2 separate regions of the Homo sapiens genome follow, and region 1 is linked to region 2. A link is a contact called in ENCODE Hi-C or POLR2A ChIA-PET data. All regions are on one chromosome and are shown on one strand. Each heading gives the region's core, a stretch centred on a gene start or an enhancer-like site at or near the end of the contact. The rest is flanking DNA. Distances are from core to core; before and after follow the strand shown.

What was found. A loop is a pair of places that touch in the nucleus more often than their neighbours do. ChIA-PET counts read pairs that join two places held with the same protein, here RNA polymerase II (POLR2A). Pooled maps may share reads with other maps.
Region 1: a loop to region 2 is called in a map of endothelial cell of hepatic sinusoid, with 6 times the contacts of the local background. The contact joins the promoter of MIR2117HG here to the enhancer-like site in region 2. A Hi-C loop is called at or near these places in 5 of 168 maps with a recorded cell type or tissue (MCF 10A, breast epithelium, endothelial cell of hepatic sinusoid and 2 more), 1 of 37 single-sample maps with no recorded cell type and 2 of 50 pooled maps. POLR2A ChIA-PET finds 5 or more read pairs at or near these places in 16 of 52 experiments (AG04449, AG04450, B cell and 13 more).

What each region holds. Positions count from the first base shown.
Region 1 is chr17:43,443,169-43,446,375 of GRCh38, forward strand. It overlaps MIR2117HG (MIR2117 host gene), which reads left to right and starts at 1,539. Exons shown (of 2, transcript NR_146952.1): 1 at 1,539-1,740. MIR2117 (microRNA 2117) reads left to right here and starts at 1,638; the gene lies at 1,638-1,717. It also overlaps the pseudogene RNU6-406P.
Region 2 is chr17:43,409,577-43,412,646 of GRCh38, forward strand. It overlaps the pseudogene RNU6-470P. Among named protein-coding and RNA genes, the nearest start is that of ARL4D, 12 kb to the left of the region's middle. Within about 2 kb of position 1,360, at least 5 of the 41 ENCODE cell types and tissues checked have a DNase peak (open chromatin) inside an H3K27ac peak, as active enhancers do.

The DNA.
Region 1 (3,207 bases), core at 289-2,788, 34 kb after region 2:
TCTTTTTTTTTTAAGTTTCAAGAGGTTGATACTTTTGATTGTCACAATGATTGGCTTTTGATTGTCACAATGATTGGGAGCGTTATTACCACTCACATATAGTAAATGAAGGATGGGATAGTCCTACACAAAAAATTATCTAGCTCCAAATGTCCTCAGTGTCTCTGATGAGAAACACTGATCTAGTCCATAGTCAGGGCTGCCAGGTATGGGTGTGCAGGTTGCCCACTGTACAACTCTTAAGGGAACCATTCACCTGGTGGCTAAGTGTGTCAATTCTGAAACCATACTGCCTGAGTTCCAGTGCCAACTGGAACTGCCCCCCACCCCCTACTTCTTTTTTTTTTTTTGAGACCGAGTCTTTCTCCACCACCCAGGCTGCAGTCCAGTGGCACAGTCACAGCTCACTGCAGACTCTACCTCCCGGGCTCAAGTGATTCTCCTACCTCAGCCTCTTGAATAGCTGGGACCACAGGCACCACCACCACACCTGGTTACTTTTTAAATTTTTTGTAGAGATAAGGTCTCCCTATGTTGCCCAGGCTGGACTCAAAACTCTGAGGCTCAGGTGATCCTCCTGCCTCGGCCTCCCAAAGTGCTGGGATTACAGGTGTGAGCCACCGGACCTGGCCTGGAAGCTCTTGAACATATTGCTTATCTTCTGTGGACCTCAGTTTCCTCATTTATAAAATGGGAAGAGCAATAGTAATATAACTCATACTGATAACATAAGAATATGTTATCAATAATATATGTTCCTGCACATAGCAGACATTCAATTCATGTTCAATGATTATTATTCTCTGAGATCTGACTTCCCCATTGACTGGGGTGGGGCCCTGGTGTCTACTCCCTGATAAAGACCACGTATGCCTGGATTCCTGCTCTCCCTGAGGCTTAACTTTCCTGGTTCCACCTGTAATCTCATTGAGAACTCCCATTGTTGCCTAAACTTGCTTGAGATGGTTTTTGTAATCTACAACCAGAAGTCTTAATTACTAAGACAAGGTGAAAAGACTCACCTGTAGGAAACACAGTAGATAATACAAAAGGGCTTTCAAGTTAGTGTGAGACTGCTTGGCATAGAAAGACGATAAATGCCACAGACAAAACCTAATCGTAACTGAAATAAATAAATTCGAACAACAAATTGTTAAGTGAATGGAATGCAGCTAGCTAGGATCTCATGCTCTGTTCTAAGAAAACAGACAGGTCAAACAATCAGGACCAGTCCAGACATGTGTCTGGGAAGTTAAAGGAAAGAGACCCTGTCCCTCAAAACCTTCCTTACTAGTGACTCATGTCTTCGTTTACCAGGAGGTCTTCTTTGAAAATATGAATGTTTCTGGGAAGGGTAATCCAGAAACCTACTGAGGCTCACCCTACTAGGAATGTATTTACCATTTTTCTTTTCTTTCATGTCTGTTCATTGAGAACACAGAGAATGTATTTATTCAGTGACTTTCTCTCTCCTCCACTTCCCAACCCCAGCTACAAATGGGGACAGCAAGAGAGAGAAAACCTGGGGAGAACGGAAGAAACCATGCTTTGTAGAATGGATCCTGCTTCAGAATTGCTGATCTCATCAACCACATGTTTATAGAGAGAGCAGTGGCCCTTAAGGAACTGGAGAGAATGCTCTGATTTACTTCTGTCCGGCATGGTGAACAGCAGGATTGGCTGTAGCTGTTCTCTTTGCCAAGGACAGATCTGATCTGATTGCCTTGAGGTGAAAGTGAGGTAAGGTGGGGCGGGGATTAGCTTTTGGCTCCCAAGAATGGTTGTTCATCAACCTTTTGCTAAGCCCGTGGTTCTCAAATTTTGCTGCATGTTAGAATCACCTGGGAAGCTTTAAAAAAACATCTCAGTACCCAGGTTGTACCTCAGACCAATTAAATCTGAATGCCTGGGGGCGGTTGCCAGGCATCAGAAGTTTTCAAAGACCTCCCCCAACCAGGTGGTTCCTGGACATGTACCCACGTCCGGGAACCACTGTCCTCAGCATTTATTGTATGAGGCAACTTAGGTGACACACAACAGGTGAGAACCTGGCTCCTGCCTTTCGGACACAGGACTTAATTTTTTTTTTATTTTTTAAATTATGCAGTAAAATTTTTTCTGTTGGTGTACAGGTCTATGAATTTTTTTATACTGAGTTTTTCATACTGCCTGAGTACAATTTAATGGTATACCATAAAGTATACCATAATTTTATGGTATACCGTAACATTTTACATACCATAATTTTATTTTTATAAAGTATACCCACAATTTTATGGTATACCATAAAACTAGTATAGTATACCACAAAATTTACCCTTTTAAATTATACAATTCAATGCTCACTTCAGCAGCACATATACTAAAATTGGAATGATACAAAGAAAATTAGCATGACCCTTGCTCAAAGATGACACTGTAATTTGTGAAGTGTTCCATATTTAAAAAAAAATTTTTTTTAAAGTGTACAACTCAGCCATATGCAGTGGTTCCCACCTGTAATCCCAGGGTTTTGAGGCCAGGCACGGTGGCTCACGCCTATGATCTCAACACTTTGGGAGGCCGAGGTGGGTAGATCACCTGAGGTCAGGTGTTCAAGACCAGACTGTCCAATATGGTGAAACATCATCTCTACTAAAAATACAAAAACTAGCCGGGCATGGTGGTGTGTGCTTGTAATCCCAGCTACTCGGGAGCCTGAGGCGAGAGAATCGCTTGAACCCAGGAGGCGGAGGTTGCAGTGAGCCAAGATTGTGCCACTGCTCTCCAGCCTGGGTGACAGAGCAAGACTCTGTCTCAAAAAAAAAAAAAAAGGCTGGGTGTGGTGGCTCACACCTGTAATCCCCAGTACTTTGGGAGGCCGAGGCGGGCAGATCACCTGAGGTCAGGATTTCCAGACCAGCCTGACCAACATGGTGAAACCCCATCTCTACTAAAAATACAAAATTAGCCGGGCATGGTGGCGCATGCCTGTAATCCCAGCTGCTCAGGAGGCTGAGGCAGGATAATTGCTTGAACCCGGGAGGTGGAGGTTGCGGTGAGCCAAGATCTCGCCATTGCACTTCAGCCTAGGCAAGAAGAGTGAAGCTCTGTCTCAAAAAAAACAATCCCAGGGTTTTGGGATGCCTAGGCGGAGGCTCACTTGAGGCCAGGAGTTTGAGACCAGCCTGGGCAATGCAGCGAGACCCTGTCTCTACCAATAAATGA
Region 2 (3,070 bases), core at 110-2,609:
TGCATATCTTAAATCATTTTAAGATGGTATCTTATCATACTATGATTCTCAGTGATCCAAACTTGGTTACTTAGCAGGTGACTTTCCTGGCCTTGTTCAAGGTGTTTTCACCACACAAACAACTCTTAATTGTCTACTTGGTGATGAGCCCAGATACCTGGAATCCATAGAAAATTCCTAACATGATTTTACCCAATAGTTTCTAATCTTTCATCAGACTGCTGAGGCAGCAGCAACAGTGTTGACAGACTGAGGTTTCATCATCCTGCCCTCCCCTGCTGCCTGTCTCTGCCCACCCTCTACCCCCGGGAAAGTGCTGGAGCAGAGGGAGGGTTCAGGGAGGCAATATTGAGAAGGAACATGCCAGCTGGGGGTCTGGATAATCCACAAACTGGATTATCTGTCCCTGACTTTGCATAGATGTAAGCAGGTGGCCTATATGTAGACAGGATGTACTGGGATGAGCCATGGGCATCTGGTTAACGTGTGTGTGTATATGGGGGGGTGGTCCTACAATAAATTCCCCCACCTACTTATCTCCCATCCAGAGCATTAATTCAACCAATCACTCCTTCTTTCAATTAACCACATATAATATGAATAGTATTTAGCATTATTTACTGTAGTTTCATAGTGAGAGACTAGAATTTTTTTTTTTTTTTTCAAGACGGAGTCTTGCTCTGTCGCCTAGGCTGGAGTGTAGTGGCGCGATCCAGGCTCACTACAACCTCTGCCTCCTGAGTTCAAGTGATTGTCCTGCCTCAGCCTCCTGAGCAGCTGGGATGACAGGCTCACGCCACCAGGCCTGGCTAATTTTTGTATTTTTAGTAGAGACGGGGTTTCACCATGTTGGCCAGGCTGGTCTTGAGCTACTGACCTCATATTATCCGCCCACCTCGGCCTCCCAAAGTGCTGGGATTACACATGTGAGCTACCACGCCCGGCCGAAAAAATTTTTAAAAATCTTTATTGTGCACTGAAGGCTGACTAGGGGCTGACACAGCATCCTAGGCACTGGAGCTAAGGTGCAATTTGTACCCAAAGAAGTGTCTTAGATCTGGTTCCCTTGATGTGCAGACTGAGATGGGGATTTGGGCGGCACATGGTTTATTGTGAGGCAAACTCTCAGGAGAAGGGAGGAAAGGAAAGAGGGTGGGGCACAGAGTGGGGAAGCAAGGATGTGCTTCACAGCTGAGTCTGGTTTTGGCTTGATCCTGTGGGAAGCTCTGGGTGGACAACTGTATGACAGAAAGGATCCCACCTGAGTCAGGGAGGCTAGTTTTTTATGTCCCTGTCAGTCAGCTAATTGGCTGCCCTCTAGGCCAAGGGCAAGTCCAGAGATGGAGAGCCATTGGCAGCCAAAACTCACAGTCAGCACCGGGAATCTGGGTGGAGCACCAAGGCATCCACTCAGGGAGTAGCCTGAGAAGAGAAGAGTGAGCTGACCCGAGCAAGCACAGCCCTGATTGTTATCCACACTTGGCAACCCAGTCCTCTTTCTACTCTCACTCTCAGCCTGGCCTCAACCCTTATCTGCCCTTGTCCCACCTTCTTTCTCTTTCTGTTTCTTTTTCTTCCTCTTTCTTTCCTTCTTTCTTTCTTTCTTTTTTTTTTTTTTTTTTTGACAGCGTCTCACTCTGTTGCCCAGGCTGGAGTGCAGTGGCATGGTCACGGCTCACTGCAGCCTGGAACTCTTGGGCTCAAGCGATCCTCCCACCTCAGACTCTCTAGCAGCTGGGACCACAGGTGCACACCACCATGCCCAACTAATTACTTTTTGTAGAGACAGGGTCTCACTATGTTGCCCAGGATTCCTACTTCTGATCCTGCCTTGTCTGTCTTGAGAATGTTTATCAGGTTGAAACCTTGAGTTTCTTCAAGAGGCTCCAGGAGGCTGTGGCTACTGAGTCATTCCTTGACCTCTTTCCTTGCCTATGGGTCATCTGAGCCCCACTGTTCCCTTAGGCAGAAAACTTTGATATCCTTGGGGACATCTGACCCTAACCCCTTCTCTTGCTCTTTCTCCTTTATTGGGTGTACCCATCCCATCTCCTGTGGTGGAGAAAGGACAGTTCAAGAGAAATTCATTCTCAAGGCTTGACTCCTACTTAAACATCACAGGATACATTCCCTGGAAGGGGAAGGGTGCGTCTGTACTGGCTTCCTTAGAAACTTCAGAACAGAAAAGACGCCTCCTTTCCCTCCCCCTCCCCAATTCAAACAGGGGCTGGGAGAGAGGAAGAGATTATTGTTTCAGGGGGTGGGGGGTGTGGATGGACTGAGTGCTGAAACTTCCTTTTCTTCTGGCACAGCTCTATTTGTAGAAGTGCCAGAGTCCTGGGGAGAAAAGCAAGAGAGGGAGAAAAAGAACATTATTTGAGGGCATTTGGCTGCTCTTTTACACTCGAGATCAAACAGAGAAAATCCAGCGTCATGCCCTCCCCATCTTTCTGTCCCTAGCATGTAGATGTCCTGTGGTGTGTCTCACAAATGCACATGCACATGCATGCGAACACACACACAAACACGCACACACACCCTCGCACTGTTGAAACCAGAGCTGCTGGCTCCAGGGAGGGGAGTGAAGAAGCAGCTGTGGACAGGTATGGGTGGCCACATACCTGCCCTTCTGGGAGGTGACACTTCCATTACACCTCCACAGGTTTCATGTTGACCTCACCCTAGCTTTGGCCCAATGTTGTCAGGATGGGCAGAAGGATGGCAGAGCTCAGCTGGCCCAAAGCCAGCAAGCAAAGAGTTCTCAGCAGGCCCTTGAAGTGCCAGCAAATCAGTTCCCCCCAAGGACCAAATCTGGAGAAAACTCAGCTTAAAGCACAGCAGTAGCACACACTGGCTTCAGCAACACATATACTAAAATTGGAATGATACAGAGAGGATTAGTATGGCCCCTGCATAAGAATGATACGCAAATTGATGAAGCATTCCATATTTTTCAGTTTGTCAAGCATTTTATTCTTTTGAATAAAACCAACATGTCTATAACTTAACAAAAAAGCAGCATAGCAGCAGAGATTGGGCCTAGATCACTAGGTGAACTTCAGTGATGGCT